Regions from separate parts of the Homo sapiens genome. Here region 2 is linked to region 1. Evidence: chromatin loops called from intact Hi-C (ENCODE). Cell type or tissue: endothelial cell of umbilical vein. All regions are shown on one strand. Links, peaks and the distances in the headings refer to the core of each region. The heading gives the core; the rest is flanking DNA.

The links. Peaks named below come from ENCODE experiments on the same cell type or tissue, not always from the same donor. Only the 100,000 strongest peaks of a DNase experiment are listed, where the experiment ranks them.
Region 2: it touches region 1 in a loop (8-fold over the local background); 1 of 110 quality-filtered maps calls a loop at or near these places.

The regions. Positions count from the first base shown.
Region 1 is chr1:97,897,221-97,905,162 of GRCh38, forward strand. All of the region lies in intron 1 of DPYD (dihydropyrimidine dehydrogenase), which reads right to left. Among named protein-coding and RNA genes, the nearest start is that of DPYD, 20 kb to the right of the region's middle. In endothelial cell of umbilical vein, for the core only: no CTCF peak of the experiment used is centred there; a DNase peak (open chromatin) is centred at 4,081; H3K4me3 peaks cover 240 bases; H3K27ac peaks cover 2,918 bases.
Region 2 is chr1:97,792,472-97,800,413 of GRCh38, forward strand. All of the region lies in intron 3 of DPYD (dihydropyrimidine dehydrogenase), which reads right to left. It overlaps DPYD-AS2 (DPYD antisense RNA 2), which reads left to right and starts at 4,450. Exons shown (of 3, transcript NR_046591.1): 1 at 4,450-4,601; 2 at 4,744-4,824; 3 at 4,997-5,580. In endothelial cell of umbilical vein, for the core only: no CTCF peak of the experiment used is centred there; DNase peaks (open chromatin) are centred at 4,400 and 5,100; H3K27ac peaks cover 2,582 bases.

The DNA of each region.
Region 1 (7,942 bases), core at 2,312-6,311:
TGTCTTCTCACTTGCATTATTTCCAACAATAAATCTGCTATTGCTTTATCTTTGTTCTTCTGTATCCAGTACACCTGTTTTTTTCCTCTAGCCGCTCTGAAGATAAACTCTTTATCACTAGTTTTGACCAATTTGATTATGATGTGCCTCGGCGTTGTTTTCTTTATATTTCTTCTGCTTAGGTTTCACTGGGCTTCTTGGATTTACAAATTCATTTTTACAAATATTTTCTTCTTCTCTCCTCCCACTGCTTCACTCTCATCTCTGGGGAAATTCCATTTACATGTATATGAGGCCACTCGAAGTTGTTCCACAGCTCACTGATAGTCTTTTCATTTTTTTCTCTCTCTGTGTTTCATTTTAGAGTTTTTATTGCTATGTCCTCAAGTTAACTATCTTTTCTTCTGCAGTGTCTAATCTGTCTTCAATATTATCCAGTGTGTTTTTCATCTCCTTACAGTTGCCATCTTTAGAAGTTCAATTTGGGTCTCCTATCTATTTTGCACACCTCTACTTCATTTTTTGAACATATAGAATACAGTTATAATGACAGTTTTAATGTTCTTCTCTGCTAATTTAACATCTGTGTCGGCTTTGGATTTGTCTCAATACATTAATTTTTATCCTCATTATGGGTGGTATTTTCCTGCATCCTTTCATGCCTAGTTATTTTTAATTGGATGATAGACATTGTGAATTTTACCATATTGGGTACATGATATTTTCGCATTCCTATAAATGTTTTTGAGTTTTGTTCTAGGACATAATTGAATTATTTGAAAATGATTTGATCCTCTCAGGTCTTGGTTTTAAGCTTTGTGAGGAGGGAATCAAGCAGCATTTGCTCTGGGGCTAATTATTTCCCACTACTGAGGCAAAAAACTTCTGAATACCCAATGTCGTATGAATCATGAAGTTTTCCAGTCTGGCTGGTGGGAGGAGGCATTATTCCCAGACCCATGTGAGTGCTAGTTCCGTCGGACTGTTCTTTACGCAGCCATGGGTCATTTTCCCACATGCGTATACTAATCATTACTCTGTGGAGTACTCAAGGGGAACCCTCTGCTGATCTGCAGGTTTCTCTCTGAGCAGCTCTAGCCTCTCTGTTGTTCTGTTCTACAAACTCTAGCTTCCTTGGTCTCCCTAGACTTTCAGCTCTGTCTCTCCAATTGAAGGATTCCACCAGGCTTTGTGTGGTTTCCCCCTTCTGATCTGCAGCCTATAAACTCTCTCAAGAGGATAAACTAGAAAAATATTAGGGTTTCCTTCATTTGTTTATGTTTCTCAGGGAACACTGTATTTCATTGCTTGATAGCCAGTATCTTAAAAATAATTGTTTCATATATTTTGTTTCTTTTTTATTGTTTCAGGTGGAAATGTGTACAGGAAAGAACCTGATAGGCCTGAGTTGCTCAAATCCTGAGCAATATGGTTTGACTGTGTCCCCAACCAAACCCACCTTGAACTGTAATAATCCCCATGTCACACGGGTGGGGCTAGGTGAAGGTAACTGAATCATCAGGGAGGTTTCCCCACACTGTTTTCATGGTAGTGAATACGTCTCATGAGATCTGATGGTTTTCTACATGGTGGTTCCTCTGCATAAGCTTTCTTGCCTGCCACCATGTAAGATGTGCCTTTGCTCCTCCTTTGCCTTCCAACATGATTGTGAAGCCACCCCAGCCATGTGGAACTCTGAATCCATCAAACCTCTTTCCTTTATAAATTATCCAGTTTCAGGTATGTCTTAATCAGCAGCGTGAGAACAGACTAATACACTAAGCATTCCCAAGAAAGGCTTGTTTTCAGAAGAAGTGGCCCTCAGCTCACTCCTAGGAACCAAGCTGTGACTATTCTGTCAGACAAGAGTGTTTTGTTTTGTTTTTTTTTTTAATGCCAAAGGCCTTGGGCCACGTTGTAACAGTTGGCTAGTTTACATTAACAGTGTGATTAATGATGAGTATCTGCTTTTTCTCTGGTGGTCTGAACCTTGAATAACTGAAGTCAGTCACACAGCACTATATGTATACATGACTAACACGCAATTAAAAACCCTGGATACTAAGGTTTGGGTGAGCTTCCCTTATTGGCAACTCTTCACATGTTGTCACACATCATTTGCTGGAAGAATTAAATGTGTGCCATGTAACTCCATTGGGAGAGGACAACTGAAAGCTTGTGGGTGACTTCCTCTGAACTTTGACAAATGCGCCTTTTCCCTTTGTTTCTTTTAATTTATTCTTTCACCATAATAAACTATAACCATGAATACAACAACTTCTATATCCTGAGGGTATTTATAGTAAATCAATTGTGCCTGGAGGTGGTCTTGGAACCCCCAATACAAAATGTACATCTATTCCCTAGTGTCCCACCTTGAGTGTATGCAGAATTCCAGTAAGAGTATCATACTCTAGTGGCCACTCCTTCACATGGCTTAATTTTATAGAGCACCTGGACAAACAATACAGAAAAATTTTCAAAATGGCAATACGTAATTTCTTTACTCACTTTTATATAGGAATCTTAGGTAAATGTATTAGAGATTGATACGTGGTCATGGGACCATGGGCTTTAAAGTAGAAAAAGTTAACTTATCACAGATACTCCTGAATAAATCAGCTGCATCAGAATATCTCAGATTTCCCTACACATCTATCAATTATACATGGATAGGCCTTGGGAATCAATCAGTTTAACAAATGTCTGTGGCAGACTTTGCAGCTCTCCTGCCTCAGTATGCACTCCATCCTTCCTTCTTAGTAGCAAACCCCTATTACATTTTGGGAGCCATAGTTCTCAGCTACAGACTATAATTCCCAGGCTTTGACAAGCCATTCAGCTAAGTACCAGGAAATAATATGCATTTAGAAGTGTGTATCTTTTAAGGAGTCTCATTAAAGGGAGAGGTATACCTTGTTTTTCCTGTTCTTCTCTGCTTTTGGAGCTCTAGCTGCTAACTTCAACAGAGAGGTGAACTTGAGGATATCAGAATGGAAAGACAGAAACCTGTTGACAACAAAAAGGTGCTATACGCACTCTAGTATCTATCTCTGGACTTCTTTTACATGAGGAATAAATAAAGTTCTGTCTTCTTTAAGCCGCTTTTAGCAATTTTTCCCATGTTATACCCCAACACCTGGTTTTTACAGTGCCCAAGGTGATTCTGGTGGTCAACTAGGTATGGGAAGGACTGATAGTCCAATCAACAAGGCAAAATATTCAAAACCAGGGTGCATGGAAACTTCAAAATAAAAGCATTTGGCTTATGTACTTAAAAGATAAGTGGGAAATCACATCAGCTTAAGTATTTTTCTTGAAATCCATCAAATGTCAAAAATCCTAAACCAAAACTTACTCATTTCAAAGAATGATCAATGGAAATTTTATTGTGCCAGCACAAAAAAAGTAATTCATTTTCATCTCCATTCATTGACTGCTAATAGGTTTCTCCATTTTAACTGACATAATTTTTTTACAATATAGCATAATGATGTGAATAAAATATATCCAATGCTCCTTTGCAAACTGTTTTTTGAAAATCTCCCATGCACACAACTCCCTCCCCAAAATCCACACTTCCAACCAGTCTGTTAAATCCCTCCCTCCTATCAAGCCGCAGTAGATAACACATTTCTGTGCTCCCAAGATACACCATGCAAAACACCCTATCTCTATTAATATTCTAACTTGATTTCTGGATGTGTTCTCAGTCTAATATATACTTCAACAATAAGACAGTTTAGCAACTTTTTATCAAAATTTTATAATGTCTTTTATTCGAAAAAAATTATATTAAAAAATGATATAAGAACATTTTTTAATGTTCTTATATCAGATGACTATTTGGTAATACCTGATGTTGAATGAGAGCTTACAGTATGCCAGGCACCCCTTCAAGTGTTTTTCAAGTACAGATGAGAAAACTAAATCACAAGGAGATTGAGTAACTTCCCCAGGAAGTAACAGAGATTCTTAACCCACATATTTTGGCTTCAGATTATGGACTGTTATTCACTACTCTGTACTTCTTCTATGGGCAGCTAATATTAGTTTCATTTTAATGTAGTAACTCAACGATTGCTGCATATTCACTGTAAATACTGAAATCAATTTTGCGCTGGTGCAGCTACAGAAACAAGACCTGAAATAAGTCAGATTAAAGAAAAGTCTATTATATGCTGATTAAGCCACAATATATACCAAACTTCCTGGTACACATTGCTTATATAGTGTTACTTCAAATGAAAAGAAAGAGACAAACCTCAGAAATATTGTTAAGGAAGCTCTAGCAGGACTTGATAACAATGAGTATAGGTTGTAAAGAGACAGAAAAGTAAATACACCTCCCATATTAACAATTTGTGATTATAAGGGGAATAGTATGCACAGAAAATAAAAGTTGGGATAGAAAACTGGCTTAGAAAAAAATATTTAGTACTGTTTGGCTCATCACTTGAATAATGGTGTCATCTTACAAATGACATATAAGCAGCAACAATAACAAAAAACTGACAGTGAAATACAGCATGTCTCCAGTGCCTTTCAATTAATTGTTGGATTTGAATTAAGTTCACACATCTTGTCTAAAAAGCTAAGATTTTTCTTTAATTGTAAAAAAATCACAGATGCTCTGGTATCAAAAATACATTTACCATTCAGAAATGTCAGGTAATGCTACTTCCATTAAAATAGAAATTCTGGGTTTAATATTTATCAATTTATAAAATAGTTTACATATATTATTAAACCCTCAAATTCTTGTATTCCAATTGAAATCCACATAGTCTAAAATTCTCTGCTTATATGCCTGTCTGCCCCACTAGCCTTTCAGCTTACTGAGTATGATGACTGGCTATTACCCTTCTCAGTATCTCCAGGAACTTATATAAGGCATAAATATAGAGACTTGCAATAAATTGAATTGTATCTCCTTAGAGTGTAAGAGCCACAAGGGACCTCTATTTACAGATGCGCCTAGTGAAGTAAAAGAACAATCCATATTAAAGACTGAGTCAAGATTAGAACCAAGTCTCCTAACTCTATGACATCACCACACTCATACAAAAATATCACTACAATGAGGCTCCTGAATACTTTGAATTATCCATGACTTTACATTGCCTACGAGCCTACTTCTGATAAGAAACCATACTTGAAAGTAGCATAAGAGCAAGAATTAGAAGATGCATAAATAATATAGACCAGAGAGGCATAAGAGGTCAGAAGTTCAGTGTTTTGGATTTACTGGGTAAAACTGGTTTTCTTTAATTTCCATAGGAAAGATTACAGGATGCCCACATGTCAAGTAATTCTTTAATCATTAAGTTTGCTGTTTCCATTGAAATGTTATTCATCTCAAAGATATGTAAATTATCACCATCACTTTAATACAATGCTTCCTACACTTTCTCTGTCATTTTAAAGATTAAGACTGAAAATAAATTAAAAGCAGGGGTATGTTGCTATATAATAAGAGGTAATTTCATCAAATTAGTAACATTCAGATTCTAATGAGATTTCTTTATTATTTTAGACACAGAATATTTTCCTAAAGGAGCATACTAAACAAAACAATCTACCTTTTAAGACTTTTCTTAAATGGAGCATACCACTAGAAAACAAACAGCTATTATTTTTCATTTCAATCTAAATAACTGCAATAACTTCCAGGTGTTTAGAAAGAGGTACCTCCCAACACTACATAGTTCCACGCTTTCTTTAAACCTTCCTAACACTTAGACTTACTCAAAGATATAAACATTATTCCAAAGGATGATAAATATTGCATCGTAATTAAGGTTACTGGGCTGGCACAGAAGAGAATTTGACTTAATGGGAGACTTCTGTGATGGAAATTAATAAGTTTGCCACTTAATTACAAACAGTGTGGGTTGTGAGCAACATTCATACTATTTACACACTTGTTAAGATTTAAGTAAGAAAAGGCTTGATAATACATCTCTTATTTACTACGAAGCAAAATTAAAACTTGAAAACTAGAAACAATCTATATTTAACAATATCACAAAGAATGAAATAGCTCCGATTTCTTTTGCTTTAAAATTTGTTTTACTGAATATAATACATATTTATTTTTAAAAGTTTTAATCCGAATGAATGATAACCCCCTAAAATGCAGGTTATAGAGCTGGATGAAGCATGTGAAAATTTTTAGAAACGTATGTAAATGGTGTTTCTCACAATTTATGGATCAGTTCTGTCTATCAATTCCAAATTTGAGTTTTTGTCATAACCAGAATCTTGAAATGGTCAAAACATGTTGGTCTAGCAAATCAATATCTAACATGGACAACGCTAAGTAAATGTCCTTGGTTATTAAGTTAATTATATATTAACATATAAGTATGTTTAATATCAACAGTATCTTTTTAAAACTATTCCTTAGAAAATCTTTCTTGATACTGTCTTACAATTCATCTTTTTTCACATTCAGGCCCATTGTTTGGTAATTTTAAATTACTTCAAACTATACTAGAGGAACTAAGAAATCCAAATATCTAGAGTTTTAAAATGTTAATTCAAACTTTAGGCAGCCTTTTAAAAAGCTGCCTTTCCAAGACTGCTAGGCAAATGGCCAACAACAACATTTTAACTGTCCAAAAATCTGACGGCTGAATAAAAATTTGAATTTTACTAGCAAATGAATTAAGAGAAACAGCTAAAGTGTTGCTTCTAGAAAGGGAAATAGGAGAAGATGGAGAGGGGTGAGGTGAAAGCTAGACCCAGTGGGCACTGGAGAGAGGATAGCTAACATCTATTTCCAACTCCCTATTCTTAGGGAGGGCTTAAAATCAGCAACAGAGGCTGTATTTACCCCAGGGTAATCAGGAAGGGCTACACATCAGGATGTCCCTTCTCTGCACCATCCCTCCCCTAACTCCCATTTACTAGTTTACCATCATATCACTGGGAGGAATAGAACCACTATTCCACAAAGTTGTTTGTTTATTTTTAAATGTTTATGATATGCATGTACTATCATGATGGAAATCAAACACATTTAAAGATGTCATTATTAAAACAATGGAATAATTCAGAAATGATTATACAGGATCCACTGGGTGGCAAGGTAATCATAACATTTCAGTGACAATATCTTAATCATAATGGAAGTGTGGGAGACCAGAATATACCTTCCCAAAATATGAAGGGTTATTGCACTGAAGGCAGTTAAGAAGAAACACAGGAGAGTTCTCTGGCCTCCCTTTATTTGCCTAAAAGCAGTAGATAGATTTACAAAGAAAATGGTATCCTGCCCACCTCTCTACCAAAAAGAAAAAAGGTTAACCACCAAAGACAGCTTTAGACCCTTATCAGCCTAGCAACAGTACCAGAGGAATTTATATTAACAAGTTTTACTAACTTTTGTCTGCCATGCATTTGCCTTCTCCTCAAGTTGCCATCCTTTGTCTTTTCAGTTCTCTAAAAATGTACTGTTCTTTGTTGAAGGAGCTATTTCAAAACCACTTCTGGGAAAACTACTCATTCTCTGGGTATCTCCCATGTACTTGTGAAATATATATGTTAATCAGCTTGTTTACTTTTCTCTTGTTAATCCATCTTTCATAATAGGGGTATGTTCCAACTAAGAACCTACTGAAAGTTATTACTCCCTTACAGTTTGTACTCAAAATTCCATATCAATCCAAATCAGTTGCCATGGGTATTAAAAGGCACTACTGATCTTGAGTAATAGCAAGGGCACCTGCATAGTCAATGTAATCTAATTTCTCCAGGAAAGTTGACTTACACAATTAAAGTTACCAAACCTAAAATTATATTTATTTTAAGCCCAATATATGTTTTTATGGAAGTATACTATTTTAGAATTGATAAAATAAAGAATTTCATAGATTCTGGATTTATTTCACTTTCAGATTAACTGAGAACTAGACTAGAATTGCTTTGTTTTGAACAC
Region 2 (7,942 bases), core at 2,041-6,040, 110 kb before region 1:
ACTATTGACCTCAGGTGATCTGTCCACCTCAGCCTCCCAAACTGCTGGGATTACAGGCGTGAGCCACCGCGCCTGGCCGCTACTGAGCTCTTTAGTCTGCATCAGATCTTCTTAATGCTAAATACTTTACACACATAGTTTTCTCACTTAGTGTTTACTGCATGCCATTATCATTATCTCCACTTTACAGATGATGAAACTAAGCCTCAATCACATCAAAACGCCCATAAAATTTCATGAAAATAAGAGAATGACACTTCATCTTAGTTCTTGTCCTCCCAAAACCAGTAATCCCACTCTAATCATGAGGAAAACATCAGACGAATTCTAAGTAAGGCACATTCTACAAAATACTTGACCAATACTCCTCAAAACTGTCAAGGTCATCAAAAACAGGGTAAGTTGGACAAACTGCCACAGCCAAGAGAAGCCTCAGAAGACATAACACGTAAATATAATTTGGTATCCTGGATGGAATTCTAAATCAGAAAAAGAACATTATGTAAAAACTGAGGAAATACGAATAAAGTATGCACTTCAGTTAATAATAATGTATCAATACTGGTTCATTAATTTGACAAAGCACATTTATATAAGATGTTAAAGATAAAGGAAACTGACTTGGTGTAGGTGGGAAATCTCTATATAGTGTACTGTCTCTGCTATTTTTCTGTAACCCTAAAACTATTCCTAAGTTTTAAAATATGTTTTAAAAAACTACCATGCTGAGAAAAAAATTTAAAGTCCTTACAAAATGGAAAGTTATACTATGTTCATGGGTCAGAAGACTCAATTTTGTTAAGATGGTGATTCACCTCAAATTGATATATCAAGTCAACACAGCCCCAATCAAAATCCTAGCAGATGCTTTTAGTAAAAATAGACAAACTTATTCTAAAATTCATATGGAATTTCAGGTGACCTAGAATAGCCAAACAACTTATAAAAAGGAAAACTAACTTTGAGAACTATAACTAACTGATTTCAAGACTAACTGTGAAGACAATATGATACCAGTGTTAATATAGAAAAAAAGATCAATGCCACAGAATACAAAGTCCAGAAAGAGACCCACAAATATACTGACAACTGGTTTTCATAAAAGTGCAAAGTCAATTCCGTGGAGAAATGAGTCTTTTCCACAATGGTGTTAAAACAATTGGATGCCCATATGAAAAAAACAAAAACAAAACAAAACGAAAAAAAACTTTGACCATAACTCATACCATATATAAAATTTAACGTGAAATGTAACCTAGAGCCAAATGTAAAACACAAAACTACACAACTTCTAGAGGAAAACATGGCAGAAAATATTTGCAACCCTAGGGTAGACAAAGATTTTTTTAGATATGACACCAAAATACACATCATAGCACAAGAAATTGATAAATTTAACTTCATCAAAAATAACAATTTCTGTTCTTTAAAACACCTGGTTGTTGTGTTTGTTTGTTTGTTTGGTTTGTTTGTTTGTTTGTTTGAGACAGGGTGTCACTCCAGTCGCCCAAGCTAGAGTGCTGTGGTGCAATCATGGCTCACTGCAGCCTCAACTTCCTGGGCTCAGGTGATCTTCCTTCCTCAGCCTCCCAAGTAGCTGGGACTACAGGCATGCGCCACTATGCCCAGCTAATTTTTGTATATTTAGTAAGGATAGAGTTTCACCATGTTACCCAGACTAGCCTCAAACTCCTGGGCTCAAGCAATCCATCAACCTCAGCCTTCCCAAATTTTGGGATTACAGGCATAAGCCACCAGGCAAGGCCAAAAGACATTCTTAAGAGAATGAAAAGACAACCCACATACTAGGAGGAAATATTTTCAAGGCACATATCTGATAAGAACTTGAATCCATAATATTGTTTAAACTCTCAAAAATAAATAATAACAGAAACAAGCCGACCAAAAAAAATAAACAAATGTCCTAAACAGACACATTACCAAATAAGACATACAGATGGCATAAAACACATGAAAAGATATTCAGCATCATTCACCATTATAGAAAAGCAAATTAAAAACGTTAAAGACTGATCATAGATGTTTACAGTTAACATATATTACTTCCGTTTTGTTTTTAAATCTCTATTTTAAAAAGCTTGTTTGACCTGGATTCCATTCACCTAAGGGTACATATTATCAACATGACTTACTACCATTGATATCAATCTTGATTGCCTGGCTAGTTAGTATTTTTCAGGCTTCTCTTCTGTAAAGTTACTCTTTTCCAACTCTTTACATATTATACTTTTCGGAAAAAAGTCACCACGCTTATTTCACACTTAAAAAGTGGGAAGCCATGCTTCACTTATTTCAGGGCAGGGTACATAGATTTTTAGTACACATATCTTTCACATCTTTCACAAGTCAGATTTATCCCTAGTACTGTATAATTTTTATGCTATCTTAAATGGTATTGCTTTAAGTTTTAATTTTTAATTGTTTGTTGTTAGTGATTAGAATATATTTGATTTTTGTATATCAATCTTGCAATATACCTAATCTTGTTTGTTCTAGTATCTTTTTGTAGATCACATTAGATTTTCTTTGTAGAGAACAAATAAGAGTAGGAAATAAAAATAATTTTACTTATTTCCAAAATAATAATAATGTGAGAAAGCAGTCTTAACTAATGGGATGAGCACAGAGTCCAGTTAAAGTCATACTTCTTTATGTAAAGTTACCAGTGTTGGGTAACTTCAAAATGGGTGGCAGAAAAATTTACATGAGAAAATAATTATTTTTAATTTCCTACCCTCTCTAAAAAGACATTTAGCAATGGGAGGCAGTTTACTACATATTCACCATATTTAATTCATTCATTCAACAAATATGCCTAGCTACAAATTTCATCAAATTATTTTATTCTATCATGTATCAATTTTCTAACTGCTAAAAGTGTATAATTTATAGTGTTAGAATGATAAATAAATACATAATTAACTACTCAACATTTAGTAACTGATACTAACTGTTAGCTATATGCTGATCTTGCTAACAGAATACATAAAATACGTTTTAAAAGCAAAATAACATAGAATGGAGACTAAAGATCATAATGCACATTGACGCAATTAAAAACAAACATTCCTACATAAACTCATTTCTATAATTTTACCTTTGTCTTAGCAACTTCACTTTTTGACATAGTGAACAACTCATATTTCACATGTACTCACCATTGTAGCTTTTTAAAAAATAATGGACATACTATACACACTCCTATATTATTTTATATTTCAATGCTGAAATTTTAATTAACATATACATATACTCAATAAAAACAATAAAAAATATGACTCATTCTCTGGAAAATTTCATTATTAAAATTACTGTTATTTTATAATGATAACATCTCATTTTGTTGTGCCCTAGGTATAATGAAACACTCTTTTTATTATAATAAAATGCAATAAAAAGTGTTCTTCCCTGTGTTACTGCTGTTATTTTGAATTATCCTTATAAATTTTCTGATAATGAGGGTAGGCTATCATCAAAAGATGCCTCCATTAAAATATAACAATGATGGTAATAGCTTAAAACTTGTATTGTACAGCTGAAAATTCATTTGTACACATATCTCTTTTCATCCACATACCAATTCTGTTAGGTGAATATACTTAACCCCATTTTACAGATGTATCCCCATTTATATGACAATGATCATAATAGCTTAAAACTTTTATTGTACAGTTTAAAATTCACTTTCACACATATCTCTTTTAATCCACATACCAATTCTGTTAGGTAGGCATTATTATTATCCCAATTTTATAGATGTAAGTACTAAAAAGCTAAGTTGTTTTCCTTGTCCTAAGCAACACAGCTAATTAGGGAAGTTAATTTTTCTCCACTGCTTTTAATCACATTAAACTGATCCTTCTATTCAACACATGAAGTTAACATTCTATGAAAATAAAACTGGAATCTCTGAGTCTACATTGATCACAAATTGAATGTATCCTCTCAATACACTGTTTTAGTCCTTTATATCTTTGATAGAAGTGAACATCCTAATTATGCCCATGAGTTACATATATGAGATGCCTTCACCCCACTTCAATAAAACTCTTTCTTAATGCCAATATAAAAAATACTCTACATTAATTGGTAATTGTGAAAAGAGACTCAGGGAGAGAGTCTGAATCAACAAAAGAGGAAAATATAGGAAGGAAAGGGAAAGACAAAGAAGGAGGGTGAGACAGAGAAGAGAGAACAAACATCCAGGAGTAGTGATGTGAATTATTTGCTTAGTTACCACAAAAGTAATAATTACACTAACTCTGTGGGAACAATGGTAATTTCACAGTAGCTCACGTTACTGTTATCACCTTATATCCTGATAACTGTGAAATTAATTTGTGGCACTACTGTATGTGTCGGCCATAAGCTGTTCCCTTGGTAACAGTATTATGCTACCATAGAGAAGGAATGTTTGGCAGTAAAATGGGCAGCAGCAAGCTGATTACACAGGGAAAAGCTTCTATCTAAATACACATAGCATAACAATCACCCCTGGAAAAACTACATGGCTTACCAAAAGAGGTCTCTCTGTTCACTGTCCATTATCTGTTGACTGAACTAGTTCAAATGAATAACAAGTAATGATCAAATTGCCAGTTTATATTTTACAACAGAGTCTTATCTTTAAAAAAATGCAAGGAGGAAATACAAAAATGTAATACATTTATCTTGCTTTCTTTTCTATTTCCTCCCCTGAAATTATTACTATGCTATTGGAAGCCATACAAACACATATATACACAAATATACATATGCTTCAATGAAAAGCAGGCATGCAGCTGACAGCTCGGCAACCCTGAGGTATAAACAAAGATACCAGACATATTTTTTGAAATAATTTTGCTCAAGGAAATTCATTTCAGTAGGAAGATCAGTTACTCTGCTGTCTCCTACCTACAAAGTTACAGAAGGAAAAGTTCAACATTTGGCCAAAAGGATAGTAGCTTACATTTCTTTTTTTTCCTTTTTTCAGCACAGAATTTTGAAGAGAGAATACACTAAAAGGGAAGAACATAACTACATGACATCATAAGAAGTCCTGAATTAGAAGCGTATATTTGAAAGGTCATGCATCCTGAGCTGCCAACAGCTTAACAACCAGAGGCAGAGGCCAGCTTTGCCAGCTCACTGCTTCTACTCATCTTTCATGATAGTAGCCAGGCTGAATATAGTTCCAGGATGATAATGAATTGGCTGGGCATACTGTTTATATTAGTATGTATGTTCCTGTACTAAACCAAGCATCATGAGGCCAGCACTATTTTGCCATTTTTCAGAAAAAAAATATGAACCCTTCAAAACATAGTAAGCCTTTTTTAAAGTATATATTTGATTTTGAAATAATCAAAATATATGTAGGGATATGACTGCATCCTAAGATTTATGATAAGTTCTGATGAGTAATATTTTCTTTCTACATGCAAGGCAAAGTTAATAGTAACTAGAAAGTCTTTATTTGGCATATCATAGATTTCTGTCAACCAAAACAACTAACTCTGGGGAACATAACGTTCTGACAACTTCAGAAGAGTTAAGTCACAGACAAAAGTTTATTGGATCTTAGTTGGCTCCTACCCACCAATTCTTTCTTTTCCAAGTGGAACATAATAGATTTTCAATATTTGTTAAATAATTGAAAAAATATCCTCAAAATTCTTTTTTGGCCATCTTCCCAACAAGAATATGGTCCTAACCTATATGTAGAGTCCTTTGCTGTGTCATCTATTTCTTCAGAATTATTCTCCTAATTCATATGTCTGGATAGTCTCTCTGAATTGTTATAGAAAATTAAAAATGTGAACTATGAAATTAATTTTTAAACTTTTATAACCATCTAGTCATACACAGAATAACCACAAATATAAACATGGTTTCAAAGAATTCCCTGTGACAATCAAGCAAATAGTGAAATAGTTTCTGCTATTATGAATTTATCACTTACTCAGTGTATGACCATGGGCAAATATCTTCACCTCAATCCTGTGAGGCAGGTACTATTATTCTACCCATTTTAAGTATAGATTTGCAATATTTGTTAAATATTCAATATTTGTTATTATAAAATGAGTATACTAATAGTACCTACCTCACAGTATTGAGGTGAAGATATTTGTCCATGTACGTACAATATGGGCATAATAATAGTACCTACCTCACAGGATTGTTATTAAGAATAAATAAGATAATCCATACAAAGTATTTAACACATTATTGAAAAATTAAATGATCAAAATAAAGCTTGTTGTTATTGTTATCTTTTAATAAATGCATCTAAAGTATTTTTAAATGTATTCACTTCAGTTATTTAAAGTTTCATCTGCTGTATCACAGAGCACATATATGTTCAGAAACATTTGTTAAGTATCTATGTACCAGATAATAAAGGTGGTATTGAAAAAAGAATAGGCATTGTAACAGGCAGACAGGAGTATAAAGTCCAGCCTTGCCACTTATGAGACTCCCATCTTCAAATTATGGAACCTTTCTGAATCTCCATTTTATACCTATAAAAAGGGGTAGACATTACGTCTCTACTTGCTTCTTATCATTAAATTAAAATTCATATTCCTTTCTATGGCAAGGAAACGAGTCCTGTATAGTCTTGTAATTCATCTCCCTCCACCAAACTTCATCCACACTGACTTCTTTAGGCCAAGCTTGTTCCTATATCAAGGTGAGCCTGGAAGCCTGTACACTGTTCCACAGTGGTACACCTCCTCTAGCCCTATAGAATGCAAAATGGAAGCACAGAGACATTATACAATGGTTAGCCAGTCACATTACATCAAGTAAAAACAACAAGTTACCATGAAGTTTATTTATTGGAGTGGCTTCAGTATTTCTTGAGAAACACAAATGATGACCCTGATTTGTATGATCAATCAGCAAGTTTTCAAAAAGGTTACTGAGTATATGACAGTAATTTCTAGAGCCAAAGATATACCCGCATGAATAAGCTTTCATCCTGAAAAAAAAATCACCTTCTGAAACTCCATGCTAGTTATCTGAAATAATAAAGGTGAAGTACAAATTATGTGATCTATCATAACCTGAAATAAACATATGTTGCTACTCTGTGATTTGGTCTTTATCCCAGTCTGACCCATTTCTTGAGACTGTTACCTCAAGATGCTCTCCCATGGAGCTTTCACTGAGAATACTTTAATCCATTTTCTTAAAAATCCATAACAAAATTACTAAGATCTCAATGTCTTATCAAAACTTTTTTTTGTCTCAAAAATGATACATGAAAAAGATAATCTTCAATAAATGCAGGTAAAGTATTTTATACCTGCAGCATTGAATTGTTCCACTGGAGGGTAGCAGGGGGAAAGAAAGTTCACGTTGCCTAGAACAGAACCTTGTTGTTACCTTAAAGTGTGTTCTTTCTGAATTTTCTAATTCAATCATCATCTCTTCCAATGCACATCTCCAAACCTCCCATTTCACTTGTTCAATTCCCCCATTAGTAGTGATATTTATGCTCCTCAGGATCTCTGTGTAGCAAAGTCCTTTAGCGAAGGCACAAGAACTAGACTATAGAAACATTCAAATTCCATATTTGCCATTTATTTTTTGTATAAAGGTAGATGTCTTCATATTAACTGTAAAATTAGAGTAATAATGGTAGTTTAAATTTAAGTAATAATACCTACTTCATAGGAGTGTCACAAGAATTGAGTAAATATATGTAAAATATTTAGAAAAGTTGTTTGCACATAGTAGGTGAGCAACAAATTATAGCTATTATTATTATTGACTTCTCTTATTTTTTCTTATCTATTTACTTCAAGTTTTTACTGTTCAAATTCTATTTTTCATCACTTCAAATAACTCTTTATAAAGAGCCCCCTTGCAGTTCTTCCATCATGCCTTTCTTAGAATATCCTAAGTCTAGATGAAAATATCCATGTCCACG